Linked DNA regions of Mus musculus: regions 1, 2, 3 and 4 are each linked to region 5. A link is a loop called in an ENCODE intact Hi-C map of the cell type or tissue named here. Cell type or tissue: left cerebral cortex. All regions are shown on one strand. Each heading gives the region's core, and the rest is flanking DNA. Links, peaks and the distances in the headings are about the cores only. Region 1 overlaps Clvs1 (clavesin 1). Region 2 overlaps Asph (aspartate-beta-hydroxylase). Region 3 has its middle 17 kb from the start of Gm23423. Region 4 overlaps Asph (aspartate-beta-hydroxylase). Region 5 holds the start of Clvs1 (clavesin 1).

The links. Hi-C counts contacts between places; a loop is a spot of excess contacts. Peaks named below come from ENCODE experiments on the same cell type or tissue, not always from the same donor. Only the 100,000 strongest peaks of a DNase experiment are listed, where the experiment ranks them.
Region 1: it touches region 5 in a loop (5-fold over the local background); 3 of 42 quality-filtered maps call a loop at or near these places.
Region 2: a loop joins it to region 5, with 3 times the contacts of the local background. A loop is called at or near these places in 6 of 42 quality-filtered maps.
Region 3: it touches region 5 in a loop (2.1-fold over the local background); 2 of 42 quality-filtered maps call a loop at or near these places.
Region 4: a loop joins it to region 5, with 2.7 times the contacts of the local background. A loop is called at or near these places in 4 of 42 quality-filtered maps.

Annotation. Positions count from the first base shown.
Region 1 is chr4:9,441,492-9,447,460 of GRCm38, forward strand. All of the region lies in intron 5 of Clvs1 (clavesin 1), which reads left to right. Among named protein-coding and RNA genes, the nearest start is that of Gm11816, 160 kb to the left of the region's middle. In left cerebral cortex, for the core only: no CTCF peak of the experiment used is centred there; a DNase peak (open chromatin) is centred at 3,211; H3K27ac peaks cover 746 bases.
Region 2 is chr4:9,527,856-9,533,824 of GRCm38, forward strand. It overlaps Asph (aspartate-beta-hydroxylase), which reads right to left. Exons shown (of 24, transcript NM_023066.3): 16 at 4,060-4,210; 17 at 2,031-2,167. Among named protein-coding and RNA genes, the nearest start is that of Asph, 140 kb to the right of the region's middle. In left cerebral cortex, for the core only: a CTCF peak has its summit at 2,633; a DNase peak (open chromatin) is centred at 2,629.
Region 3 is chr4:9,190,154-9,196,122 of GRCm38, forward strand. It overlaps a transcript of Clvs1 not described here. Among named protein-coding and RNA genes, the nearest start is that of Gm23423, 17 kb to the right of the region's middle. In left cerebral cortex, for the core only: no CTCF peak of the experiment used is centred there; a DNase peak (open chromatin) is centred at 3,176.
Region 4 is chr4:9,452,800-9,458,768 of GRCm38, forward strand. It overlaps Asph (aspartate-beta-hydroxylase), which reads right to left. Exons shown (of 24, transcript NM_023066.3): 24 at 1-646. The coding sequence ends at 496. Among named protein-coding and RNA genes, the nearest start is that of Gm11816, 170 kb to the left of the region's middle. In left cerebral cortex, for the core only: CTCF peaks have their summits at 2,325 and 3,761 (motif pointing left); DNase peaks (open chromatin) are centred at 561, 1,324, 3,766 and 4,242.
Region 5 is chr4:9,265,286-9,271,254 of GRCm38, forward strand. Clvs1 (clavesin 1) reads left to right here and starts at 4,032. Exons shown (of 6, transcript NM_028940.2): 1 at 4,032-4,186. In left cerebral cortex, for the core only: no CTCF peak of the experiment used is centred there; DNase peaks (open chromatin) are centred at 2,734, 4,093, 4,757 and 5,188; H3K4me3 peaks cover 1,598 bases; H3K27ac peaks cover 1,596 bases.

The DNA.
Region 1 (5,969 bases), core at 371-5,370, 180 kb after region 5:
AGGGCTAGCTCTCTGTGATTTGAGCTACGAATACACTTTGTTTTCCTCTTTCTTTATTTGTATTTCCCAGTCTGGTCACTTTCTTTCTCTACTTAACTGCATAGAGTCTCTGTTTCTTCAGCTACAAAATTTGTGTAATATTTTGCATGGCCTTGCCTGTTGCTGCTAAGGTCAAAGGACAGTGGGTGACAAGGTGAGCTGAAGAGCACTGTAGAAGAATGGTATGAGGTATAGTGATGCCTTCCCAGCATCACACACAAGGACTTCCAGAGAAACAGGGAAGGATCAGGCCTCCAGAAAGATGTTTTTAGTTCCTGGTCAGAAATCAGGTTTCTAGTGGCCATCTTTCTCTTCTTTAAATGCATTTATATATAAAGCCAATCTAGATTTTTTTTGTACCTTTCATATCTTGCACTCAGTATTTGGCAGGACATGGTTGGTATAGAACAGATAAAGTAAGACACACACACACAAAGGTATAGAACAGATACGGTAAGCCACACATACACACCTACAGGTATAGGATAAATAAGGCAACACAGAGAGAGAGAGAGAGAGAGAGAGAGAGAGAGAGAGAGAGAGAGAGAGAGAGAGAGAGAGAGAGAGGAGAGAGAGAGAGGGGGGAGAGAGAGAGAGTGAGAGAGAGAGAGAGAGAGAGAAAGAGAAGAGAAGAGAAGAGAAGAGAAGAGAAGAGAAGAGAAGAGAAGAGAAGAGAAGAGAAGAGAAGAGAAGAGTAGTGACAGCATCCTACCTGTTTCTCTCCTTCTCTCCCTGTCTGCAAAGGAGCCTTGTTCCCACAGGACCCTCAGTTTTGTTCAGCACCCTTTCCCAGCCAGAGCCTGCCCTCTGGCCTGGGTAGCAATTCTGTCTGTATTGGTCTTATCAGTGTTGATGCCTCCTCTGTCCCTTCTCATCGAAACTGTCACCTATGTACCTCCAGTCTCTCTCTCTCTTTCTTTTTAGTCTTCTCTGACTACCAGCCTCTGCCTTTATCTAAGAGTTCCTCCCCACCACCCATGGCATGCTCAGCCTCACCTCTCATGTAGTGTCAGGACTGCAGACCTCTGGTTCACAGTGATTTCTCAGTCCTCACATCTGCATTACACTGTCACATCCCCGAAGGCAGTCCTCCAGCCTCCTTGTCTCAACAAGCCATCACTGAATTGCTGTGTATTTATGGAGTTTACTACATTTCAAGTCACACTGCTATAGTTTGAACACTCTCCAAGGGCAGAGAATGCATGGCTCCCCACTATTAGGTGACCTCTCACATGATCTTAGCGTAGAAGGGGTTCTCGGGGTACCTTCATGAAGGGCAGGTGGGGGAGTAGAACAGAGATGGGAGAAAACAGCAAAGGAAGAGAACAGCAAAGGAAGGGACTGCATGAGAGTAAAGGCTGTTGTAGATACTCTACGAAGTGAGGAACAAAACACTGCTCAGAGTCTGCAGTGGAGTGGACCGTAACATAGCCTTTGTAATCAGTATTTGATTAGGATTTGAAATCATCTCTAAGATGTCATATGATTCCTCCTAGGTTCTGAAATTCCGTTAACAGCTTACATTTACAGCACCTATTTTGTTTTTAGAACAATCATTCATCTGTTCATTAAAATTTCTACTAAGTGCCAGCTCACAGAACAGGATAAAGGGCCATTAAGGGAATGGGACGTGGGTCCCAATCCTATGAGCTCAGAATAGCTGTGTGCCTGAGTAGCTATCAACCTGTGAGTTAGGTTTCCTCTGCCTGAGACGAACAGCAATTAGTTTCCTTATTACTAGGCTGTGTAGATTAAATGAAGGGTAAATATTAGAATTGGATGCTAAAGGCTGCCCTATAAGCAGCTTCAAGATGCTCCTGAACGTACAGAAATCTGTGGCCTGTGTAGAAGACAGAGTTGCTGGACAAGTCTTGCGGATGTACCAGGAGGTCGCATCAGGGCTCCCAACTCAGTCTCACAGAAAAATGTGCTTTGAAGAGGTTGGTCTTCCACTACCACGTAGGACTCCAAGGTTGTATATGTTGTATGTCCTCTGGCCTCCACATTCCCTATGTACATACACACACACACACACACACACACACACACACACACACAAGGAAAAAATCCATTTCATTTGTTTTTCCTCCACTTAAAGCCTTGATTCAATTTTCCATTGGCCCTGGACAAAGTCCAGCACACTTATTATTATGCCCCATTCGCTGTGTCTGAAGTCTCTGGAATACATACCCAGACATTCTTCTCCTTGTATACTGATCTGCAACTATTTAACTTAAAAGGGGAAAACCAGTAATTGACTGCATGTAAGACATTGCAGTTGTACAGGAAATCCTGTTTGTGTAGCGTTTAACATGATGAACCATGCCCATCACTGCCAGGACGTGGCCGTGGAACCAGCTTGGTCTTCCTAAGCACTGGGCATTTGATGCCATCTCCATCCTCGTTGTTGCCTGGGAAACTGTCCCAACTAAGCAATCTTTCTTGCTGTTTATTTACTTGTTTATATATTTATAAGCAGGGTCTCAGTTGATATGTAGCTGGGGCTGGGCTGAAATGTACTAAATAGTCCAGGCTAGCTCCAAAACCACAGTCTTCCTGCCTCAGCTGCTGAGTGCTGGAATTGTAGCTGTGCACCAGTATGCTAGGCTATACATTTATCAAGACCTCAGGGAGCAAAGTCTTTTGTTTTATTTTCTCCATTCCAAACAAAACGTTATCTCCTTTACCACATTTCAAATCCTTTGGCATTTCATTCTCCACTTTGTCCATCCAGCCATTCACCCTCCACCCGTTTTCCCACTCGTTCTTCAGGTCTATTCACTGGGCTTTCACTTAGCATCTGTTGCTGTCATGGCTGTGTGTCACCACCATGCCAGCCCTGAGTCTACCCGCCACACAGACAGTCGCCCACGCTGCAAGTTACATTCTGATGGATGGATGTGAGTATTCAGAGGCCTGATATTCACACTGAGCTAATAACACCAGACAAGTTCCATCAATGTACTCTCATTTGATTAAAAACCAGAGCTATGAAAGGGCTCTGTTACGCAGAGTACTAGCCATTCTTCTCCAAGCTGTCCCAGGGGTGGAATGAGTCACCAGCATTGATTGTCTCAGCTGTTGGCAGCCTCCACCATACCTCTGCCTCTTCAGAACATCACATCCCGGTCCTGCTGTGGTGACGTCACCGGGCTCACACCACTGATTCTGGAGGGAGGGAAAGGAGTGTGGACGGAGAGGCTGACTCCTGGCTCTCTGTGCTGGTCTAGTCCTACAGAAACCTGACTACTCAGAGGAGGCAGTGTGAACGCCTGCAGTCATTTTCTGCACTGTTATTTTAAGTTCTGATTTGATAGCTGATAAGAATGTCCACAAATATCTATGTGCTCAAAATCTACATGTCTTGTGCTTCTGTGGACCACCTCCCACATCTGAGCTCGCTTTCAAAGTGTGTTAGCAAAAGCACTATAAACGCTCAATGCTCACACCTCGGCGCTCACAAACCTACACCCCCACCCCCCGAATGTTGAATGACTGCAGAGATGAGGCTCTTTCAAACACAGAAATCCCTCTAGGCCTCACTTCTGCAGCATCTGCTATTCCCCATAATATAGGCATTATTTTTATCTCCAATTTACAAAGGAGAAGGCAGCGTTAACCTGAGGACATAAAGTTCGTGTTGGCATTCTAATCTAGCGGGGAGCCCCTTGGGGGGAACTTCTTCTGTACTTGAGGTTATTGGAGAAAAAAGCCATGAAGATTGCTTAGGATCCTTTAAAAATATGCAGTACGTGCATGTGTGTGTGTACACGTGTGTGTGTGTGTGTGTGTGTGTGTGTGTGTGTGTGTGTGTTGCATATGCACTTTTTTTGTATGGGTGAATGTTTACATGGTGTGCATATACATGTGTGCACATTTGTGTGTGGATCAGAGGATAACTTTAGACCTCATTTCTCAAGTGCTGTTTACCTTGATTGTTTTTTTTTTTTTTTTTTTTTTTTTTTGTTGTTGTTTAAACCGGTTTCTCCCACCGGCTTTGAGTAGACTACGCAGACTGGCAGGAAGTTCCCAAGGCTCTCCCCATCTCTCTTCTCCAACACTAGGATTGCAAGCATGTCTTTGTTTATTTATTTTTTTTAAATGTGAGTTCTGGGACTTCCAGTCTGGTCTTGATGTTTGTGCCTCAAGCACTTTACTGACTGAGCTATTTCCTCAGACCCAAATATATTTTCAGTTTATTCTTGGAGAATTTCAAACATGAATACAATGTGCTTTGGTCAAATCCACCTTCTACCTCCAGCAGAAATTTCTATTCCTGGAGGGAAGTGCTACAAGCCAAGGGGTCAGAGAGTTCTGAGTTCTTCCACAAAACTAACCCTCCTGTTAACTTGGAAAATTAAAATGACTTTTGTGGGGTTCTCCCCGATGAAATGCAGAGATTGATTCTCAAGAAACAAATGGTTAACACCTAACTCAAGGGAGAGCCTAGCCAAACCACCTCTGCAGTACCTTTTGGCCCTGGCATTGTGATTCCTGGTATGTACTCCATGTAAAGGACAGAGCAGTCAGGTCCTTATAGGGCTTCTCCATAGCTCAGATAGGCAATGGAGGACAACTAATAAGAACACAGACCAAGCAGAGAACAACAGGAAAGCATCCTCTGGGTATAAAGACTAGGTGAAACCTTGTAGGGATTGCCTTCTCCACCACTGAAATTACCCATCACCCTCTGCATGAGGTTAGATGGTATTCTGCATTAAAAAGAGGAGAAATACAGATGTTTATTTTAGCACGAGAACTTGGCTTCTCAGGAGTAGACAGAGCCACTAAACGGTCTTATCTACTGTGCTGAACTGAGCACAGCCTAAGCATGCTGACCAGAGGGAGACATTTTCATCAGTGAGCAATTGAATTGACTTTCAGAGGCAATCTTTATGTAGCTAACTTACTAAGGGCAAGATTCAAGAAGGATCCCAAAGAAATGGGATTTTCCCCCAGGAATCTCATCCTAGGAAGAGGGAAGGGTGCCCTGAGAGGGAGCATGTCTCCTGAAAAGAGATTTCAAACAATTCTAACAGTTGTCTGACAGGATGAGACTGAAATCCCAATAAGGATGGGTCAAGGGTACTTGAGAACACGCCTTGACCACTTGAGGGATTTGTGAATGCCTTTGTCTCTCTTCCCAGTGTGCTCACATTGAATAAATCTCATTCTAATCCTTTCTATTACAAAAACAAGAGTTTGCTATATACCTTTTCAGTGAATTTCAAATATTTCATGACATAGTGAGTCACTGACATCGAGTTTTAATATTAAATGTCTCTTGTGTGACTAGGTAAATAGAATTCTATCATGTCAAAAGTTAAGAAGCCATGTTCCCAATTAGGGGACATATAAACCTGGGGCAAGATGCTGCTTGCTTCCTTATTCTCAATATCTTGGAACAGGCCTGTTGTCACTTATCAGTCAACCAAGACACATTCTATTGGGTAAGACATTCCAGGTCATTGCTGTCAATGTATCTACTGAAAGAAATAACACAGGTCCCAATTGCATCTCAGGAGGGGAGAGTGAACAGTGTCCATCTGAATAAGAAGGGCAAATGAGACTATTGTGTGAGCAATAGATTTACCCTTCTGTCTTCCCTTCTTTCCATGTTCTCTTCTCAATCATCTGTCTTCCCTGCCTGGGCAATGGGGCATCTGCACAGGTCTACAACATTCTAGCTTGGATCTCTGTACCTGGATGACTTAACAATGAAGGTTTCTGCACATTTGCTCATAGAGATTGGTATAGAGCAAAGCTTCACAAACATCAATTAGCCTCAGTCATCAGGTTTGAAAATATTGAGAGCCACCTGATTTTCACTAATCATAATGTGAGATAGGAAAGTTTAAATATAAATCCAATAGTCATTAAAGTCAGAGGTAATAACTTGGACTGCCTAAATATTTTAAGATCTAAAAGAA
Region 2 (5,969 bases), core at 674-5,673, 260 kb after region 5:
GGAGCCTTTAAAAACTACAGATGTGAGCAGCTTCTACCTAACCTCTGTAAAGCTAGTCTCTGGGCTGAAAACAGAACAGAAAACAAACAAACAAAGCCCTAAAACTAAAAGTAGGATCATGAACTGATTTTCACATATGTACTCAAAAATCATTGTGAAGCCTTGGTATTAGTTTCTGAAATGACCTTGGGAAAAGAGATAAACACAACAGGCCAAACTTTGGTTAGGGAAACACAGCTCATTAGTTTATAAGTAAGAGGCAAAAACAGAGGAGTGCCACACATTACTCTCAATGTATGAAGGCTCCTTTTAAAAGAAAACCAATCAGTTGTGTGATAGGGCAATATCTAAAGCTCTGTGCATCCTAGTATGCTCACCCAAGTGAGAATGCAGTCCTGGGTGAATAAACAACAACATAATATTGGTTTTCAAGGTGAAGAAAAACATTCCATGTTTCTGAGATGGGACGAGTGTACTCGAGGAAGACTTTTAGAAGGTAGGAGAGGGAAATGCAGTTAGATGCTGGTCAAAATGAGCTCGAAGCCTGCTGAGACCTGAGACCTCGCTTGTGCTTGGCTCCCAGGATGAACTTCACTGCGCTCTTTAGACTGAAATGGGGGATGAGAGAAGGATACTGGAAGGAAGGAAAAGAAAGAGTTGGAAAACAAGAGTGAATTTTACAAGGAGAAGAAAGAAGACAGTGTGGGAAGGAGGAGACATACACGTAGGAAGGATCTCTAGACCTCCATCTTGTGTCTCCAATGGTTTGTTCATTTTTACATTCACCTGATCCTAAATCACTATGACACATAATGTTTCTTTTAACCAAACCCTGCAGGACAGGAGCCACTGGGTATGTTAGCTGACACCCTGTCCCACAGGGACTACGTTATAGCCTAGTGCAGGTCTTTTCTATACAATACACATTTGCAATGCTGTAGTCTCAGTCCACCATGCATGTATTAATGATGTCATAAAAAGCCAAGGCCAAACTTCTGATCTCCCAAAAACAATCAAAGTTATGACAAAGGTAGAAAGACAATAGCTTCAAAATTCAATGACATTACAGTTAAGCACCAAGAGCAACAGAGTCAAGTGCCTCTTTGTGAGCAGGCTGAGGGGGAAGCTGCTACTGTTGACGATGTTTCCAACACAGAAGAGACCCTTCTGTGACACATCCTAGCTCACTGAAGTAGCATTTAATGTAAAGTCGGCAGCTTGGAAGCCACTGATCCAGAGGCTCAAGTCAAAGAACGAGGACCCTCGTCTGTCTTTGTTTTACAGAGGGGTTAGCTTTTTCCTGCTTCAAAGTGCATTCGACATATTGTTTGCTTTACGCCAAATAAACTCCCTTGTTGCCTAAAGGAACCAGTTTCTAGGCTTTGTGACTTAGAGCTTATCTATTAAAATGTCCACTATAAAGCAGAAATCCTTTGAAAGCCATCTCAGCCAGAATATGGGAATATCAATGGTATAATCTACTACTTTTGCCTGAGAGTCTCATACTGCAACACTTGAAAATAGTATATTATTTACATTTATTGACTTCATTCTTTTTCCTATCACAACAAAAACCCTTAAAAAGTTGTCAATACAGACTGATAAAAATGAAGCTCAAATAGAAATTAATTAAAATTTAAATCGTTCCAATCAAGATATAGGGGTGAATATGGTCAATATACTTAATAGTCTTTATGGGACCCATTGCTCTGTACAATAGAGGCATGCCACTAAAGAAAAACAAAGTAAGGAAAATTGGTCATGGTGGCAGTTGAAAGGCTGAAGGTGAAAGATTACCATGAGTTTGAAGCCAGCCTGTGCTAGATGTGACTTTCGGGCTCCAACAGGGAGTGAAGGGCAGAGAAAGTAACGGGAGAGTTAAATCCAGATTGTTAGCCATAATCACGTACATGCTGTTTCATTCAAGATAAAGAGGACAGAACACAGTGTATGTTACATGTCATTTTCAATCAGCACTTAAGAGTTGTCTACAGATAACTCAGTGCGGCTCAAAATACACCAGTGCTTACCTCTTCGTAAACCTTCTTGGCACTGTCGTTGTCTCCCAACAAGAGGTATCCTACGCCAAGGTCGTTTTTTAAGGTAGTATCACTAGGGAACAGTTGAACTAGTCTCTGGAGGGTAAGTAGAGAACCTCTCATGTGACCTAGTGTTGGAAAATAGGATTAAAAGTATTATGAATACAGACCACAAGAGAGGATTTAGCAGATCCTGAAGAACAACTTACATCTGACATCCTCTATGAACAGATCAGTAAGTCCTGAGTAGCATAGCTATAATGCTATCTGTAATTGTTCTATGTAGATACTAAATACGAGATCAATCATAAATTGTAAAGACATAGTATTTTCTGAGTCAATTCACATTTACATTTTTTTTATCTTATGTTCTTGAGAATATAAATGTATGTTACCAATTCAGGTGAAACAATTTTGTTTTATTAGCTTTGAAATTTTAGATGGAGTATAGATAATAGAAAGCCTGAGTTTGGGTCGAGCTGTCAGTATGGGCACCGAGGGCCATGGCACCAGCTTCATTGTGCATGCCTTCTCTAACAGAGGAGGCAGAGACCGAGCAGAGGAGACATTTTCCAGTACTATGGGAGCCTCTGGTGGACAACAGGCTATGGTGCACTACATGGCTCAGGAAAGCCCAGCTGCTGTTCACTTGGAGGCTTAGACAGAAAGAGTCTGGGCCCACTGTCACTGCTCATTGTCACAATTGCAAATTGGAAACACAAACTGCAAATGGGGGCGGGGCTGTGCTAAGAAGACTAGCATTTGCAATAAATAAATAAATAAATAAATAAATAAATAAATAAATAAGAGAAAAACCTACCGTGCAGGGATTAATGCCTACAAAGGGGACTATGAGGAGGCAGGTGCAGTTCAGCCAGGGAACACAGCTACTGCTTAGCTAACATAAGCAAATCTGGCCCGTTCACTCCAGGGTCTGTGTCGCATTGCTGGGTAATGCTATTCCAGTCAGGACTCCGAGTGGTTTTCCCAGGCAGTGCTTCCCTCTCTGGTGCAGACAGCAATGGTGCCAATGGTGCAGGTACCTCCTGCAGACACCTGCTGCTGTTCCTCCACACCTTGTCTGGATCCCCTGTTATACTGTGAGGAAACTCCATAACTCTGCAATTTCAGGATCCCTGTCCAGTTGCCTCAGAGCCTTCTCACGTTACCCTGTCTCATTCTCACCTCAGCGGAAGAGACTATACTGAAAACTAAAGGATTTCTGTGGAAGGTGAGACATCTTCACAAGATCAAGAGACCTTGATCTCGGGCTGGGAGGCAAGAGAATCTTTTGGTATAAAAATTAAGAGGGAACCAAAGACAATCCGTTTAACTCTAAGTTGAATAATTATTTTAACAAATTCTCAAAAAAAAAAAACCCTCCCAAAATTAATGTAAAAATCCACAGTGACTTTGTATGCGTTTATATGCATGTGTGGGTGTGTGAACAGAGACTAGAAGACAACACTGAGTGTCTTCCTCAGGAGCTGTGAGCTTATATGCTTGCCTGAGAAAAGCTCAATGACTGGAAGGCAGGCCAGCCTTGTGAGCATGAAGACATGTGATACCCAGAAACCAAGCATAAAGGCCACATATGCTGGCGCAGGCATGTAATCCCAGTGCTTGCGAGGCAGCGACTCGGAGCTTTGGGACTAGAAAGTCAGCCGGTGTAGGCTATGTGAAGTGCTCCAGGCCAGTGAAGATCCTGTCTTTAAAAATAAGGAGAAATGGCATCTAGGTTTTCCTCTGGCCTAGACATTCATAGATGTTTGCTTCTGTACACGTATGAGTGCACTTGTGTGTGAACAGACAGACACACCCATACACAACCGAACACATACACACACATGAGGGTGCACACAATTACTGAGGCTAAGATTGGTTAAATAAAGAGAAGTTGTGTTTAAGTCAGACAAGGCAAAAGGCAGGCTTCTTCTCAGGCACCTTGACTTTGAGAAGGCACCATGTGGCTGCCACTGAAGGCAGGCATGTTCCCCCATCACCAAGCTCAGCTTCTCACCTAGAAACTGCTGCCGTTCCGACCTTCGCTTCAAGCTCAGCTTCACCAGGTCTGTAGGGGCATCAGGCAGGTCGGCTGCCTCCTGGTAGGTCTCGATGGCCCTGCGCAGAACCTCATTGCTTCTCTGCTTCTCTGCCAAGTCATCTTCACACTAGAGGTGGCCCCCAGATGGATCAATATGCCATTACCTCAATGCCTGTCATTTCCCCCAGAGATCCAATGACAGTGATCTTTTAGACATGCTTTTTAAAAAGACAATTGACCTTTTCTTTATCAAATGATACAAACAAAAGAAAGCAGGACAACTGTTGTTTCAATAACAGGAAGAAAAGTCTGCTGCTAAGTTACAGACGAGGAAGAGGACTATACAATCACAACAATAGGGCTGATGGGGACAGACATAATAACATTTGGGAACATTAGACATACAGGACTCTGATCTATGGTCTGTTCTTCAATTTGTGTGTCCAGCGACTCATTCACTTCACCCATTAATTAATTCATTTAACAGCTCTTTTCAGAGGGCAAGACCATTCTACCTATGTGTCACCCTAGTTCAATAGCTCAGGGTGAGATCTTTTCTCATTTGACAAATACAAACAAAAGTGTTGTGCATAGAAACAGCAGGTTGATGCATGGCGGGTGCAGAATGGGGAAATTAGCAGTCTAGTCAAGACAATTGGGGAACTTTAGAAGAGGGGCCAGGGCATGTTTAGTATAAGACAGAAAGAGAGAAGATGACTTCAGGGTGTGGTGTGAGTGCCTAGCTGACTGAGCTGTCCTCCCCTGGGAATGCAAAGGAAGAACAGAGACAGGTCTGGTAAAGCAGGGGATCAGGACTTCAGTCTTTGGTATGCTAAACCAAATGCCAAGGGGAGGTAAACACTCAGAACGTGCACTTCTGGGGGTGGAGTTGGGGGAAAGTTGGTTGCTAAGGACACACACATAGGATCTGTCAAGAATGGAAGTGGTATTTAAAGTTGGCAAGCTAGAAGAGTCATGAGTGTAGACTCAGGAGAGTTCCAAGAACTAAATCTTAAAATTATCCAATGTTTCAAGCTCATTAGAGGTTAGGAAGACATATTTTTTCCCACAGGAAAATGGGATATGGAATGAGTTACATGGGAAGAAAACAACAACACAGCAATGCCCCAGAGGCAAGTCTAGATACAAAGGCTGTAAGAGGAAGAGAAGTATGCTCTGAGTGGCCACCAAGTCAGACAAGAGGAGGATGGAGAAGAGAAGGTAATGGCCTTGTGGAGCCTCGATGGCCCTGCCATCACTGTTTCCATGGGATTGTTGAACAAACTGGAGCACTGTCAAGAGAACATGGGAAGGATGTGGAGGGGCTAGCTTTAACAGGAGCCAGAGCACGTGTGAGCAGGTCGAGGGGTATGAGAGCCCAGCATCATAAGGATGAGATAGCACATCAGGTTTCTCAGTGGATGCAAAATACCCACCAGAAAAGGGGATATCCAAAGACAAAAGAGAGCATGCAAACACAAGATGTGGTCCAGTAGGTGAGAAGACAGGGGGATAGAACAGTTCACACCTGCCAATGGACGACTGCAAGGTATCATGGCAACTGTGTGAGAGGGCAGAGTCTCTGGATGCTTTTATTTTCCTAACAAAATACCCCCAAATTCATAACTTGAAACTAAGAATTGGGAAGGAAAGACCAGAGACAGAAAAGTAGGGGGGATGTGTAAGATGGTCCACAGTAGCTCATCAGAGTTTATAGACTTTCATTTAAAGAAAACTAGTAGCATTTCCATGCTGAACATATTCTATGAAATTTTAATCAGGATATGTAAACGTAATCTCAATTTAACATAAACTGTATGCTGGGCTAATGTATAAAATCTGAGGACTTTGGTAAGAAAAAAATCCTCATAGCTCTTCCCTTAAGT
Region 3 (5,969 bases), core at 506-5,505, 75 kb before region 5:
GCACTTGCTTCTGTTGATTGTGTTCTTGTGCATATGTACCTTTAGCCATCTGGTTGTCTCTGGTATTGGCTGGCCTGGTGTTGGGCAATGGGCTATACACAGACAGTCTGGTCTCCAGTCAAGCTGAGGTGTGGAACCCTGGGACACGGTGGTGATAATTCACCTACATGGGATGGTAGGAGTTCCCTCATGTCTCCTGGAACTCTGGCTCCTGTCAAAGTTACCCACCGCCTCCTCAGCTCCCACAGGAGAAGTGTGGCTAGCAGTCACATAGACAATGTCTCAAATTTCTGACCTTCAGGCTGGACTCCTCCCAGTTACCTAGCAACAACAAGATAACAAGCCCACTATAAGAGGGGCTGCTTGGCCCCTCTTAGCTCTCTTACTCCCCTTACACTTACTCTCCTCTCTCCTCTCCTCTCCTTCTCCCTGTCCCTGTCCCTGTCCCTGTCCCTGTCCCTGTCCCTGTCCCTCTCCTTCTCTCTCTCCAGCCTTTCCTCTTTCTCTCTTTTTACCCCTTCCCTCATCTTGGCCGTGGCTGGTCTCTCTCTCTCCACTTTCTCCTTTGTCCCTGCCTTTCTACAATAAAGCTCTAAAGCCATAGACTGTCTCTGTTCATCAAGGCTAGCTGTGCTTACTCTCACCTGCGTGGGAACCTCTCTCCCTCAGCCCTCTCTCCCATAACCCCGGGGCTACAGGGTGTCGCCCTGTGGCCCCAAGTCGGGGGCTGCCCCTTGTCCACCCCCTGTCGAGTGGGGTGAGTGGCTTAGATGCCCATCTGGGCCGAGTGGAAAGCGTCTGGCAGCCCTTCCTCATCTGCCTGCCCAGAGCATAGGAGGAACTCTGGCTCGATATGGGCTATCCTCCCTCCCTGCTCTTTCCTCTCACCCCCTTTAGTTCTCACAGCCTGGTAGTTTCTGGGGATAGCAAGCCTCTGGGACTGGTCGTTCTGGGTGGCAGCAGGCCTCCCAAAAGGCAGGCAGAGTTGTGGGCTGGGGTGTGGAGTGCAGATCCTTAATTTCAGGTAGAGGTGTGGCCCAGATGACAGAGCTGGTTGACCTGGGTGGGGGCAGCACTTTTGGGAGCTAGGAAGAGTTGTGTTCTGGGATAAGGTGCCAATCTGAAATTGTGGTAGAGGTGTGGGCCAGAAGGAAAACGGAGCTCCTAACATTCATGGCTGCTGGGCTTGCTTTGGTCACAGCAGCTGGGGGTTGGGTGTGGATTTCTCACATGGGTGTCCCAGGTAGGAGCAGGCCTCCTGGGAGGCAGGCAGAGCTGTGGGTTGGGAAATGTGGGGTGATGATCCATGATTGCAATTAGAGGTGCACCAGAAGAAAGATGGATCTCCAACAGTATTTGTCTTTTTAATATATCGTTTGGCAGATAATCTCACCAAGAAATATACAGACTATATTTTAAGTAGAAGAAAGTAGGTCTAGTTAGAAGCAAAGGAAAACTTATTAAATGTTAAACATTTGGGCTAATTTAAATGTTTAGTCAACAGTTGACTGTTGAGAGGCTATAAAGAATATACAAAGGTAACATGTATAGAAGCAGAAGTGGAAAGCAGGGAATAAAACCAGTTTATTTTCAGTTATGTGTTAGAGTGGAAGAGAACAAAGGTATCAATTAATATTAAAATTGGGAAAAGATATGTTGGAAAAGATATGTATGGATGTTTGTGATGCAAAGATAAATACTGAAAAATATATGTGTTCATTTCAAATGAGGAGGGGACTAACTAAGCAGGGGTGCTAATTCCAAGGAAAGAAAAGGAGGAAGAAAAAAATGACAAATGTGGCCAGTGGAAAGAGAAGAATGCAATGGGGAGGGTTCACCACTGCTTCTCCCACCATTATGGACTCTCCCTCTGGAACTATAGGGCACAAAAGAGTCTTTCCCCCATAAGTCACTTTTTGTCATTGGTTTTTATCAGAGCAACTGAAAGCGACTAGTAGGTAGATGATTAAGAATTGTAGTGGAAGACTTTGACGGACATGTCTAAGAAACTAGAGAAAGCAAAAAATAGAATTAGTACAATTACAGAAGATTTAAGGAAATCCAACAATTGATATTTACTATTAACATTTTTTACTGGTGTGTGTGTGTGCGTGTGCATGTGTGTGTATATGAACTCACCTTTGCGTGTGTGTGTAGATCATAAATTGATGCTGGGTTTCTTTATCTATTGCTCTCTACCGTCTCCCCACCCATTTTAATAATTAATTGAATGTTTTCTGTGTCAGTTCCACACACGTACGTAAAACACACTGACCGCTCTCACCCCTGCCCTCTTATATCCCATATTACCTCGGTTTCTCCCCTTTCGTCCCTACAAATCTCCTTCTCATACCCATGTCTATTCAGTTTGTTTGTGGTCTACAGAGTTTAACCAGGGATGCCTGTGTGGTCATGGGTTTGGGGTTATCTGTTAGAGCCTGGTGGGGGTAGCAATAAGTGTACAACTAAAGATAATTTCTCCTTCCCCCCAAAATATAACAATAATCAAGAGTTCAGCAGTAGGAGATAGGGTTTCATGAATTTTTTCCCCACCCTCAGGGAGTAATCAGGGTAGTATTATTTTTTGAGACAGTGTTAATAGCGCTATTTATTATTATTTATTATTATTATTGTTGTTATTTTTGAGACAGCAAACAAATTGAGCAGGTTTACACAGTTTACTTTTCCACCGAGGGCACAATAGGTAGGTATTCAGGAAGGAAACTGCAGCTCATATGATCACATTATGCTAGGGATGTCTGGCTAGGTCTTCAAGTCTGTGTATACAAGTTGCTTACACTGTTAAGAACGTAACACATGGAGACTTTCTCACTACACCTATCCAATTTGACTCTTTTTGTAATAAGCTTTTACATGTAGGAAGAGTATAACGAGATCCCCTAAACCTTCCACTGATGGCACTGACTATATTGTTGCCTTATTAAAAAGAAAAGACTCAAGTCCATCTAACAAAATGAATGAGAGGCACCACACAGCTGCCTTCATATGATGCTGCTCTCGCCATGGAAGGGATGCTCGTTTCATTAAGTTTTCATGAGGTCAAGCAGTCCTGCTAACTGATCACCCACAGAGCTTAGTATTTTCTTTGTTTCTTTCAAGAGCTTCTTGCTGCTAAAAATGACAGAAATGCCAGCCAGTGGAAGCCAAACAGGAACCGCCCACGAGTGTTGAATTCAGAAACTACAGTGAGGACATACCCGTGTTTTTGAATCTGATCTCCAAGACAAATCAGCGAATTTTCAAAGAAATTCATTGTTCACAGAAGAAAGCTTGGGGAGGGTAGAATTATTTAGCTCCTAGAGACAAATGGACAATCTACCAGATTCAGAATTTATACACAACAAGCAAATTAGACAAGGCATCCTTTCCCAAACTCAGTCATTAACTCCTATGGGCTTTTACAAAATATGGCAACAGTAAACGTTTCTGCATGCAGAGTGACGGATACAGAGGGTCTTCAACAGTGCCCACCTGGGCTGCATCAGGAGGCTCCACTGTCACTTTATCTTCTCACAGGCAACATGGGCACTTTGCTCTGTGCGTGCAGTCACACCACACAGTGCTGGAACCCCGGTATGAGGATTGGAGACGACTGTGTGTTATGAGTTGTGTTTTGACTGCATGTGCAAAGTGTTTGCCCTTACAAAAACGTCTTAGTTTAACTGTAGAAAATAAAGGTGGTCAGTATTTTTCTCCCATCCCTCTGCGTGGTAGGCAGCGAAGCAGTACGTGCTTGATAGTTATTGTGCTTGAGTGTTTTTCAAATTTGCTGTTTGAGTTTTGAATAAGTTTAAGAAAAATCAAAGATAATTTTGAGTTGCGATTAGGACAAAGTTTCTGGATATAATTCTACCATTTTATGCTAAAAGCAGCTGTTCTCATTGTTGGTGATAATAAAGTCACCAGAATAGTGACTGACTCCAAAAATTTTTTGAAAGTAAGTTATGTCCTGCAGTATTTAAAATGTTCTGCCAAGACGGAATCCTCCTGCAAAGTAAACAAGTATGCCCACCTCATCAGGAGGCAAATTTGCTTTCATTTTAATAAATGGCAAAATTTCATGTATATCAAAGAACACTTTAAGATAAATTTTACTATGTTTTATCAGTAAATGTTTGACTTGTGTGTTTATGTTATGTACCTGTCGTGCCAGATATTGTATACAGATTTCTGAATGAGAAACTGAATTCCAAAAGGGAGGACCTGACTTCTCCAAGTATGATGGAGGAGAAGGTTTATTATAGAGATCAGTGAGCACATAGCCAGAGGCATCTAGAAGGGTCTGGAGTGAACATGACCCTGAGCCAGGTCATAAATTGAGAGTGGTGAGGAGAGAGGGGAGAATGGTGTGTTGGCCAGAGGTGCACAAGGGCCAAATGGACCAGTGCAACTAAAATGGCCGAGTTACACAGAGAAACACAGATGGGCAGAGGGCAGCTCAGTCCATGGGCTGGAGAGTTCAGGGTAGAGGGCAGGGTATGGCAATAAGGAGGATCCTGTAACAGGTAGGGACTGAAGGATGCTAGGAGAACCTGGCCTAGCTGCCAAGTTCACTTTGCTATGTTAACACACACCTCAGCCATTTGTCCTGGGTTTGAAACAATACTTTCTTTTTCTTTTTTTAAAAAATTATTTATTAATATATATGAGTACATTGTAGCTATCTTCAAACACACCAGAAGAGAGCATCAAATACCATTACAGATGGTTGTGAGCCACAATGTGGTTGCTGGGATTTGAACTCAGGACCTCTGGAAGAGCAGTCAGTGCTCTTAACCGCTGAGCCATCTCTCCAGCCCTGAAACTTAGTACTTTCTTAGGTGAATAATGTCTTCAAGCTTATCCACGTTGTAGCATGTGTCAGGCTGTCCATCCATCCTTTCGGAAGCTATATGATACTCCATTGTCTGTACCTGCTCTTCACTGAACATGCAGGCTGTTCCCATGTACACTCCATAGGTATAGGTTTGCTGTGAACGAGACAAATGTTTGTCTCCCTGATGTTGGGGAGATAGCAGGAAGTGGAGCCACTGGACCTTACGGTAATTCTGGGTTTACTTTTTGTTGATTTCTATAGAGATTACATGATTTTATATTTTCACCAGAAAGGAGCAGGCATTCTGACCTCCCTACATTCTTAGCAATATTTTCTCTTTAAAGCAAAACCAAAATAAAACATCAACAATAACAATAAAAACCCTTATTCTTGAGTGTGAAGAGGGTTCTCTTTGTTGTTGTTGTTTTTTCAAGACAGGGTTTCTCTGTGTAGCCCTGGCTGTCCTGGAACTCACTCTGTAGACCAGGCTGGCCTCGAACTCAGAAATACACCTGCCTCTGCCTCCCAAGTGCTGGGATTAAAAGCCTGCGCCACCACGCCTGGCTGAAGAGTGTTTTAATACTAAAATCTCTGAGTTTTTAAAACCAATTTTTTTGATGGTCTCTACTTGTCTTGATTCTGCTTATTTTCTTCAGCTGTAGTTTTATATTTTTGGTCTCTCTGTTTAATTAACCTCATTTCTCCCACCTGTCTGTAACCATGGCATGCATGCAGTGAGTCTAGCTGGCAAACAGTTCATGCACAAAGTACTCATTAAAGCAGACGATTGATGAATATATAGGCAAGCTAGTTTAATAACTTAACATGCCAGAATTTTATAATTAAATTGCATTGTAGTTTGAAATTTTTATTATCATTTATTGTTTGCCAGATCTGGGGTTTGATCACATCTCTAGGGTACCGTTGACTACCCTTGCTCAGAGATTTTCCCAGACTCCCTGGCATCATCTTAACCTCCACCACAGGAAATAAAAGCAGCTGAGAAAGTGATGTCCTCACTCAGGTCGCTGACCCAGTAAGTGCCTGCTCAGTTCTGGGTATGAACAGCAGGAGATCTGCAGTACGTTATGAGCAGGAGAGCAGGAGACTCTCTCTGTGTGTGTGTGTGAGA
Region 4 (5,969 bases), core at 270-5,269, 190 kb after region 5:
GAAAATTACTATTTAACAGACGTAAAGAATTTATACTTCTTGTCATTAAAGTCAACGAAAACATGGGGGTAGATGGTGACAGAACAGTTTAGCTACTTAGAAAAATATAACTGCATAGAAAAATTACAAACTAAAGTGATTCATTCACAGTTTCTCTATATAGTATATCCTCCATGTGCATTGATGTAGACACTATTCTATGTAGAAAAATATCTTTGGCCAGCCATGTAGACAACACAACCAAGTTTTCTGCCCCTTAAATGCAGGCACTAGTTCTGTGCTGTCATGGGTGACATGAAGCAAGAGGCCTCCTAAATGAATCGCAGGAAGGCAAATGTTCCCTCCAGTGAGTTCTAATCCAGAAGGAACCTTAGAGGTCTCCAGCTGCATGGCACGGGGATGAAGAGTCATGGTACTTGGACTTCTATCTCCACACCCAAAAGGAACCAGAAAGGCAGCCTCCCTGGAGAGCAACCAAGTCTGCGTCAGTGCCTTTCAAATTGCGGGAAGGCTGCGTCTCTGCTGAGGGGTCAGCTCGGGGTGCCACACATCCACGATGAATATCAGCCGGAAAGACGAGGCATCCTGCCAAACCTCGTGCTCAAAAGAGTCATCAAAGATGAGCACCTTGCCTTCTTCCCACGTCCTGGAAGAGAAAGACGTGCATTTGTCAGAACTGCTTTGGAGTTGCCAGGCTCGAGGACCAGTTTCTGTCCATGGACAGGAGGCCCCTTTTGTGACCTCCTTTGGGATATGACTGTAACACCAAGCCTTAAAATAGTCTTCCATTAATAATTAAGAACTTCAGGCTTCTTTCTTATTAGGGACAGCAATTTTCTCATTCTGCACTAAAGATATGCAAAGGACATGAACTTGTGATGAGGACATACTGACAGTATTCATGCTCTCCATTTAGTCTGCCTCCAGCCTTAAAACGGCTGTTTAGTCAAGAAAGTATCTAGAACTCCTAAGGCTGCGACCCGGCCCTTTAATACCTCGTGTTGTGGTGACCCCCAACCCTAAAATTATTTAATTGCTACTTTATAACTGTAATTTCACTCCTGTTAGGAATCATAATGCATTTATGATATGCAGGATATCTGATAGGTGTCCCCCATGAAGAGGTTGTTGGATCCCCAAAAGGGTTGCCGATGACAGGGTTGAGAACCGCTGACATAGATGTGTGCCCTGGTAGCTCATGCATGGGACAAGTTCCAAGGCAACAGCGCCACAGCTGTCCCATTTGTCATTTCAGAGACTGGTTTAGGCTTCTGGGTGGTGAGAGCCAAAGCTTCCTCCCCCAGATCCCACACAAAAGGCAGACGCATAGATAGCACGAGCACCTATAATTCTAGTGTTCCTATGGGGAGATGGGAAGCTGGAAGACAGACAAAAGAATCTCTGGAAGCTTGTTGGCTGCCCGGCCTGGTGTACGCAGTGCTGAAGAGCAAGTAAGACCCTGCCTCAAACAAGGCAGAGGGTGGGGAGCCACACACGGGTGGCTGTCTCTGAGTTTCGCATATCTGCAGTGGTATACGCAATGTGCCTACATTTACCCTCACACAAATGTGGGTACACATGCACATGCACGATCCTACTGCCCCATCTGCATGCCATCCCCACACAAAACAAAACGGCAGGCAGGCGAGTTCCAGCATCACTACAGCTTCTTCCTGTTTCCAGGCCGAGTGTGCTGCTGTGTGCTGCTGTGTGCTGCTGTGTGCTGCTGTGTGCTGCTGTGTGCTGCTGTGTGCTGCTGTGTGCTGCTGTGTGCTGCTGTGTGCTGCTGTGTGCTGCTGTGTGCTGTTGTGTGCTGCTGTGTGCTGCTGTGTGCTGCTGTGTGCTGCTGTGTGCTGCTGTGTGCTGCTGTGTGCTGCTTCCTCCAGTCCAGTGTATCCTCATTCACCTAGACATTTGAGTTGTTCCCACATTTTGTTCCTTGTGACTTTGCTGCTCTGAGTGGGGGCATTGTCTCTTTTCGGGCACTTGCTGTCTTTTCCTTTTATCTATCCTGTAGTTTGTTCCTTACAGCCACTGACATTGTTCAATTTCTCTGATAACTCTAAGATCAAGAAAATGACTCTCTCTCTGTTTAAGGTATTTAAAAAGAGGGGAGTTAGTTGGTTCCCCCCTTTTCTTTATTTTTGGTTTGTTCTTTTCTTAGTTTCCTTTTCATGTTTGATTTTGCATGGTAATAAATGCCTATTCTGTCATTTGGTGCCCACTCTAAGTTTCTGTCCTTTGTAAACCTTTGACAACAAAGGGGGCACTCTATTCCCTATATTCAGAGGAACTGTATAACACCACTAAGCAACACATTTGCTGAATGCAAGATAGAGGCATGCAGTAGAGGGAAGGGGCCAGTAGGTGGTTAATAGAGAAGAGAGATTGACCTTTTAAAAAATATTAGTTAGTTTTATCAGTTTATTAATTTAGAAATGTTATGGTTAGATCTCTCCAGTATGCTAGTTATTCTTCTCTGGAGTGACTTTGCCTCCCCTAAATCCACCCTACATTTGTTTTTTGTTTGTTTGTTTGTTTTATTTTAATTAGGTATTTTCTTCATTTACATTTCCAATGCTATCCCAAAAGTCCCCCATACCCTCCCCCACCCACTCCCCTACCCACCCACTCCCCTACCCACCCACTCCCACTTCTTGGCCCTGGCGTTCCCCTGTATTGAGGCATATAAAGTTTGCAAGACCAATGGGCCTCTCTTTCCACTGATGGCCAACTAGGCCATCTTCTGATACATATGCAGCTAGAGACATGAGCTCTGGGGGGTACTGGTTAGTTCATATTGTTGTTCCACCTATAGGGTTGCAGACCCCTTTAGGTCCTTGGGTACTTTCTCTAGCTCCTCCACTGGGGGCCCTGTGATCCAACCAATAGCTGACTGTGAGCATCCACTTCTGTGTTTGCTAGGCCCCGGCATAGTCTCAAGATGGAAAGATCTCCCATGCTCATGGATGGGCAGGATCAATATAGTAAAAATGCTATCTTGCCAAAAGCAATCTACAGATTCAATGCAATCCCCATCAAAATTCCAACTCAATTCTTCAACAAATTAGAAAGAGAAATCTGCAAATTCATCTGGAATAACAAAAAACCTAAGATAGCAAAAACTCTTCTCAAAGATAAAAGGAATCACCATGCCTGACCTAAAGCTGTACTACAGAGCAATTGTGATAAAAACTGCATGGCACTGATATAGCGATAGACAAGTAGACAAATGGAATGGAATTGAAGATCCAAAAATGAACCCACACACCTATGGTCACTTGATCTTTGACAAGGGAGCTAAAACCATCCAGTGGAAAAAGACAGCATTTGCAACAAATGGTGCTGGCACAACTGGTGGTTATCATGTAGAAGAATGTAAATTGATCCATTCCTATCTCCTTGTACTAAGGTCAAATCTAAGTGGATCAAGGAACTCCACATAAAACCAGAGACACTGAAACTTATAGAGGAGAAAGTGGGGAAAAGCCTCAAAGATATGGGCACAGGGGAAAAATTCCTGAATAGAACAGCAATGGCTTGTGCTGTAAGATCGAGAATCGACAAATGGGACCTCATAAAATTGCAAAGCTTCTGTAAGGCAAAAGACACTGTCAATAAGACAAAAAGACCACCAACAGATTGGGAAAGGATTTTTACCAATCCTAAATCAGATAGGAGACTAACACCCCTACATTTGGAAACTCCTAAAAATATTTCTCATTGTTACAGAGGTGTGGAGCATAGCACTGCCCTCTAGTGGCTAGAGGCCAGGGACCCAGCTGAAGATAAAGCACAAAGACCATGTGAGCCAGATGGCCACAGTGCCAGGGCCTGCAGTGTGTAGTATGTAAAATGGCATCAATCATGTTCTCAAGAAACAAGTCCTGGTGATAATATGGTAACCAGCTAGCATCGCTCCTGCTATACTGTAAGTCTTTGCTAAGGTACAATATAAAATTTTAAAACTTTGTGGAATTTTAATATTAAAAAAAAAAAGTCCCAGTAAAAGTTTCTTTTAAAAGTTAACAGCATTTAGCACATTAGTATCACTTAAGATGTATCTTCTCGCTAATATCTCTGTATACAGACAGGAGCACTAACTCTGCCCACAACCTTTGGTGGGTTAAAAAAAGCACTACACAGCCACCACCTGCAGGTTTCTCTCCTAGTGCTTCATTTAGACTACCATTCTAGAGCTTGGTTCTCAAACAGCTCTCTCCTAAGGTTCTGCTGGAGGCCCTGTAGGGTCCTTTGCAGTACTGATTTAAGATATTCCATGTATAACCCACTTACATAGCAGATGAAGCTAAGAATATAAACAAGATTAATTTCCAATCTGTCTGCTTTCCTAAGATAGAATACAACTTAGGAAACACCTAGTCTGGTTTTCTGGTCACTGGATGTAAGACTCATTTTTTCCACAAAACGGATCTTCAACAAATCGACTGAGCTGGAAGTGAAATTATTTAGATGCTGCGTCAGGTGTCCTCCTAAAAGATGTGACCACAAGGACTTTTATCCAGGGAGCCATCTCCCCAGCCCAACAAGTCTCTAAAGGGCATTATGCTAAGTGAATCAAGGTAGTCACTAAAGACCAGACTCTCTGTGGTTCTGCTTGTGTAAGGTCCTGGAGTAGTCAAGATCAGAGACTAAAGAGAAGTGGAAGCTGTCAGGCTTAGATGGGGAAGCAGTATAGACTTAGTACTCACCCATCCAGACTGGACTATTCTGGACCTAGGTGGTGGCAATGGCTGTAACAGTGTGAGTGAATGCTAACCAACTATGTGTTTTAAAATGGTTAACATATTTTACTTTATGATATGTATTTAACCATGATTAAATAAAGAAGGAAAAAGAGGAAAGTCAACAGGGACACAGGAGAGAAAAGAGTATAAAAAAGTATCAGGACACAGCAGGACACTAAGTCCTTTAAAGGGAGCCGAACATAGCATTTCATTCTGGCATTTGACACTTGTGTGATCTGGGGCAAGTTACTGATAATTCTTTATTAAGGATGAGTTATGCCCTGATAAATCCATCATGAATCAAAAGCCCCAGGCATTGCTGATGTATACAATACACTATCCAGTCTGAATATGCCAGCCAGCCTATGGGATACATGTTCTGAATGTTGACATTAGCCTATAGTTGGGCAAGATCATCTAATGCAAAGCATACTGAACACTAATGTGTGGAATTGCTAACATTACTTATCAGAAACCAATATCCAACAAATTCTAGTGACGTAGCACCCAGTAGCAACTTGGCTGGTGGTTCAAGTGATGGAGTGGCTGACAGAAGCTGTGCTGCTAAGTTCTGGCATCACTAGAAGGTGTTAACACATACTGCTGACCCAAGAAGAAAGTAACAATTACAAGTTCAGTTTCTAGTAAACGGGCTTCATTCTTCACAACCATAAGGTTGAACTACTGCAGGTAGAGCTATTATCATAGTAAGCATTGGGGTACGTCTGAACTTAGCACATTTATACTTGATTCCACCTGCAGACTTGATAAGAAGATATGGTAGACATTCAACTTCATAGTGAAAATTATGAAACAGACATGGGAAGAAAACAAGAAGTATGGATAAGACAATAGATTACCAAGAGTATACTTGATGTCACTCCTTATGAAATCTGATTTCATTTTCAAAGACTGAAAATATATCTTGGATACCAATGACAAAAGGCTCTTGCAGTTATTTGAGCACCAGAGAATCTGGAAGCTATTTAAAAGTCTACATGTAATTCAAATTAAATACAAAAATCTCCATTGCACAAAGTGACATTTTCCAGGATATTTTGATTGGTGTAATGAAACCAAAGATTTTGGCATATTTAAAAAACATAATCATTCCATTCATTAACTTACATTTCTTGTGAACTAGGAAGAGTGATTCCCAGGGAGCATACTGACTTCTACATAGGATTTCAGAACCACTGTTTAGGGATTTTCTAGTAATTC
Region 5 (5,969 bases), core at 341-5,340:
AGTCCTCTGCAAGAGCAGCAAGTGCTCTTAACCATAAGGCATCTCTCCAGCCCCTAACCATGTAACTGGTGACTATACAGTTCTACCCAAAGAATTTAGTGTTTGCTCTGATCTCAGTTCTACTGCAATTGAAATTCACCTTGGAAACTGGAATTCAGATGAGGACATTTTACACAATTGCCATTCTATATATGTCCCAGTAGGGTGATGGAAGCCAAAAGATTCTCCCAGACCAAACTGGCATCCATCACAAAGACTAAGTGAACAAACCTCATGGTAATCTTCTCCCACAAAGCAAGTCACTAGCCTTCTGCACAGAAAGTCTTCCCTCATACTGCCTGGTGAGATTTCAGAAATGAGAACTCAACGAGATCCAGATGTCTCTATCTTTTCCTTCTTAGGTTCAAGTATTTATCATCATCTACTATGCCATTGGCTGCTACTGTGTGATGGTCTGCTATGGAAGGGGGTTGGAGATTGTTGGTATTTTTAGATTCTACATCTTTAGAACAGGAAGTTCTACATTTGGGAACAGCAGGCATAAGGCAGTCACATAAAATCTAGAGATCTGGGATTGCAAATGGGTATAGGGGTTGAAGGAATCTTTGGGGATCCTTAGAATTTTTCTGGGTACTAATCCATTCTTGCACTTTGAACTTCAGGTAGATAAACCTTTACATATTGCTGACCAACTCGTGTCTAGATCATAGTGCACTGTATCTCATTTGGGGATCCCACATCAGATATCCTGCTTACCAGATATTTACATTATGATTCATAACAGTAACAAAATTAGAGTTACAAAGTAGCAACATAATAATTTTATGATTGGAGGTCACTACAACATGTGGAACTGTATTAAAAAATTGCAGCATTAGGAAGGCTGAGAGCCACTGGAATAGAGAGATGGGGGTTATAAAAAATATAGAGGTAGCAAACAGAGTGAGAAGGGAAAGTATACACTGTTGTTGGCACTTTGGGGAAAAAGCAAATGTTCACATATATCAGGTACATCTGGTTTAATTATCAGTGTAATTGATATCACTGATACATACCTATAATGCCAGTGCTCAGGAGGCAGAGGGGAAGAATCATGAGTTCAAAGCCATCTTTTGGCACACTAGTAAATTCTAGGATACCCGGTGCTACATGCAACTCTGTCTCCCAAATGAATAGAACCCAAACAAAAGGCCTTTTTACATTATTTTCAGTGAAACTGAATTTTAAACTTGCATATTTAAACTTTATGATATAAGATTGTACTCTTCTAGCTAGTTTGCATCTCTTTACCATGCATCTTTCTTGATGCACTATGGGGCTATGGTTTTCCCAATAAACAATATCAGCATTTATATGATCAGCATATTATGATCTCATGCATATGATTATCCCATCACGTAGAATGTATATAAAACCCAGCTTTATTATTGATGGTGTCATTCAAATGTCTTTATCAATATGCATCAACGTACAGGTCAACTTCAAGCAAAACTTTTCTTTTTTTTCAGAACTACACTTCTGAACTGCCCATGTCTTGGCTTGCATTTCTCTTAGCAGGAATAGAATTGAAAAAGTGAAGTGAAGTGTGTGTGTGTGTGTGTGTGTGTGTGTGTGTGTGTAGGGGGAAAACAGGTGTCAATAAATATTACACCTCAGAAGAAGGGAAAGTGTACAACCTTTTTTTATAAATATATAGTCCAGGCTGGCATTCCATCCTTGTCAGTTTCCTAAGGTATGATGAGATTTTTAAGCCTGTGCCACTACATCTAGTCTACAGAAGTATTAAGATGGCATAAATCAAGAACAAACGAACTATTAGAATGGCTATTATTAAGAAAAAACAAAAACAAAAAATGCTGGCAAGAATTGGGAGAAAGAGATCTTTGTGCATTTTAGTGGAATGTAAATTAGTCCAGTTTCTATGAAAATAAACATGGATATTATTCAAAAAACTAGCATAAAACTACCATGTGATTTAGCATTACCTTCTCCAGAGATATACCTGAGGGGATCTAAGTCAGCATGCCACAGGAATATCCACACAACCATGTTTATTGCATCATTATTCATAGTAACCAATATATGCAACTGGCCTTGGTGCCCCTTAGGAGATTAATGGATAAAGGAAATCACATTATTTTAGCCACAAAAAAGAATGAAGTGATGTCATTTGCTGGAAAATGGATGCAACTGGAAATCACCATGTCAAGTAAAATAAGTCAGGGAAGACAATACAAATATTACTTGTTTTTTCTCTTATGCCGACTCTAAAACAATGGAAGGAGAATGACATGAATGAAGACAGGAACTACTCCAGTACAGGAAGTAGATCAGAGGTGGAGAGAGGCAGAGAAATGATCAAAGTATGCATGTACATGACTGAAAACAGCATAATGGGAATTAATTAGGGAAAGTGTTTTCTTTGGACAAGTTCTCCTTTAGTGTCTTTGCACATGTCTACGATGAGCTGAGCTGTGCCTTTGAAGGCATCCCTCTAACTAAGCTTAAGTAATGAAAGCTCACCATTCCCTGCAGACCATTTTGATGTGCCAAGCCTGTTCAGATCAATTTCTATACAAAATTCATAGCATCATAAAATACTTTAAATACACATATATGTGTTGTGGGTTATGTCACTCATCCATTTACTCTCCCACTCAGGACATTTATTGAAGTACTGTGAAGTTCCAGGCAGCCTTCCATGGCTTACAAGCAGCAGTGGACAAAGTGGAGCTTTCCTCTGCCACGAGAGTTATATATAACACATGTGGGGGGAGAGGAAGGGGGCGGGGGGGAGGAAGAGAGAGAATGCAATAATGTGGGATGTGGGAGCTGGAAGATTAAACATCATGATGAACTATATAATAGGAATATTGGAAAGAGACTCATCAACGTTCAGTTTTTAAATAGATGTGGCAAGTTTAGGCAAATGTATGGAGGACGACTGAGTCACCGTAGCAGATTTACTTATGTCTTCATACTACCCAATGCTCCTGCCAACCTGAGGAGCAGAGGTTGCGGTTGGATGCTGCATTTGTGTCTTTTCTCCATCATTTCTGTTTTGCAAACATTTCTCTTTGTCTTTCCTCTTCAGAAATGAGGCTTTCATCAGGAAGATCTTGCAGCCTATATAAAATTAAGTTTATTGTTTTTGATAATTTCTATTATCTTAAATGAAATTTATATGCATAAATACCTACACAAATTGCTGAGTAGAATTAGAAGACTGTATATCATATATATTTTCAGACTCTTGAAGTACATTTTGACGTGGATCTGTAGGAAGATTATACTTTCTCACTTAATGTCTTAGGATATGGGATACTGTGTGGATTTAAATGTTTTTGTCCTAAACCATACATCATTGCTCCTTTATCGTTCTTTCTTTCTCTCTTTCTCTGTCTTTCTTCTTTTAGCATGTCTTTGGTACTTTATTAAGTTATGCATTGCGTTTTAGTGGTAAGCTGACTTTTAAAATGTTTGTTGGATCTTCAGCATTTTCTTTTTATTATGAAATAGCTATGCATGAAACACATTTGTTGTGATTTTTTTCAAGTGATAATTTACATGCATGATTCTTGAGATTAAAAAATATTTTATGCATTCAACTTTGTTGACCTCTTTCCTGTGATTTCTTTTATTATTCTGCTTAGAAAATGTTTTAAATTTTCATTGATGTATTTAACTTACCTGTTTTTATTTTGACAAGATAGAGTCTTAATCTGAGCCTTTTCCAACAGCCCATTTTCTGAATGTCATGTCATTTGTTAATAAAAATAATTATTTTTCCATAGACATATGGTGCTTTACCATTTGTTTGAAATTTGAAATAATCTGCCCAAAAGAGTCTGCTTTAAATGTGGAGAGTGGTGGTTTCCAGTACTTTTTGTCCTAGTTGTTAAAGGATTACAACAATCCTTAGACTGTATTGCCAGAATGGGTGAGTCCAACCTGCGGAGGCATTTAGGACCCAGGGGAAAGCCAGGCTTGGTACGGAAGGACAGAGTCTCTGGCGCACACGCCTCCTACCCAAATCACAGCCCCATGCAGCCCGGGCTCTCATTCACAGCTTTCTAGAGAAATCTGAGCTCCAACTGCCAGGGTAGGGGATCTCACCCACCCAGTTCAGCCGCGAGGACACCTGCAGAAACACATTCTCAAAGCAAGCCTGGGAGGCGGTGTGAAGGTATTTGTTGCCTTTTTCTTCCTTCTGTGTTCGCAGAGCCTCCCCGCCCGTCCCCGCTCTAGCGGTGCCATGGCTGCGGCGTTTCAGCACTTCGGCGCGTGGACAGCTCCCATCTGCAATCCCACTGCACTCCATCCCTTCTGCACCCCACTCTTCACCGCCTCTGCGGTCCATCCTCTTGCCACGCCACACAGCCTGCGCTCCCCAGCCATCAGCACCCCATCTCCACCATCGCCGTCATCATCTCCACCAGCACCGGCGCGGTAACTACAGTCCACACAACTGTGTCTTGTCACTTAGACAAAGCCTGAGGTCGGCAAGGTAGAGAGGGGAGATCTCAAGTTCTCAGGCATAGAAGGGAAAGTTCAGGTGGAGAGACCCCCTGAAAACAAAGAGAGACGCCTGCTCGAGAGAAAGGTGAAGTGGAGGCAGCAGGAAGAGACCCCAGCAAAGGGACAGATGGGGACTTGCCAGACACCAGCAGTTAGCCAGCTGCCTTTCAGCAGATTAGAGACTGTTTAGTTCAGGAAATTAACATGGCCTGAGGCATAGTATGATTCCAGGAAGAAATGTTAGCTCAGTCCCGATATTCTGGTTTTCCAATGGAGAGTCACCAGGAAGCAGGGTGGGGGATGATGGGTGACTCACAGCACCCACATGGCTGTTTTTCTTCCTAAGCATTTACCATAGAAACTCTGAAATTAAGTTTTTATTGAACTGTTTTATAAAATGAGAACCCCAAAGGTTAATTTAACTCTGTGGCCAAAATAAAAAATAAAATGACGGTCGTAAGAACCTAACAAATAAGGCTAGGAGATTCTATTTGCTCTAACATCTCCTTTTCTTGTCTACTTAGTTCAATTACCCAATCTTAAATCTCTCCTAGAAGAAGAACAGATATACCCCTTGCCCAAATGGCCAAAGTGGTAATGATATTCAGAGCAGATGGCCTGGCTTTGTTCATTACTAGTCAAGGACTGGCTCAGATTTGGGAGGCGAGATTTTTGTGTGCTTTCTCAGTAATCAGGCGATAACACCATTTTCCTATAAATAGTAAAGGGTAATAGAGTGCAGAAATTGAAAAGGCATTTTATGTAACCGTGGTTTGCCTGGCTCTGCTTTGCAGTGCTATCATTTTCTATCAAAGCTGATGGGGAGTTGGAACATCTTTCAAATAGCCCATTAATTTGGACCTGATGGTCCAGTCCTGGGTCACAGCACCTATTTGATTTAACCAGGATCGTTTGCTTTATAAGAGCTAACAAAGTACAGCAAACAAGTGCTTTCACCTGTCATAAAGAAGTGTCTGGAAAGGGACTCTTTGAATTGATTTTACCGAACTGCAAAGTATTGTAGTTTCTTTTGCTGCTGTTTTTGTTTTGTATATTTTTTATTGTTTTTGTCAACATAAAATCAGGATCTTAATCTCAATGCGTGGTATCTAAGTAGAAATGTTGTTAGGTCATTGGTCACAAGAATATTTAAGCTAAAGCATAGAAAACCCCACTCAACAGTACCCTGGTGTATTTAATCTGTCTCTTGGAGAAGGGACACTGAAGCTAGTTTTGTTCTTGCTTCTCTTTAGAGGCACCACCCAAAAGAAAAGAGACTCACAAACAGATATGTTCTGGAAAAAGCTTTGTGCAAAAATTTATGCTCAATAATCTTTATGGATGAGGACTAGTCATGTCATGACAAAAGTTTGCGTATAGTTACTAATTATATGAACTTAGGCTCAGTTCTATTTGTCTCTAAATTTTACTCACTTTTTTAAGCTTAAAGC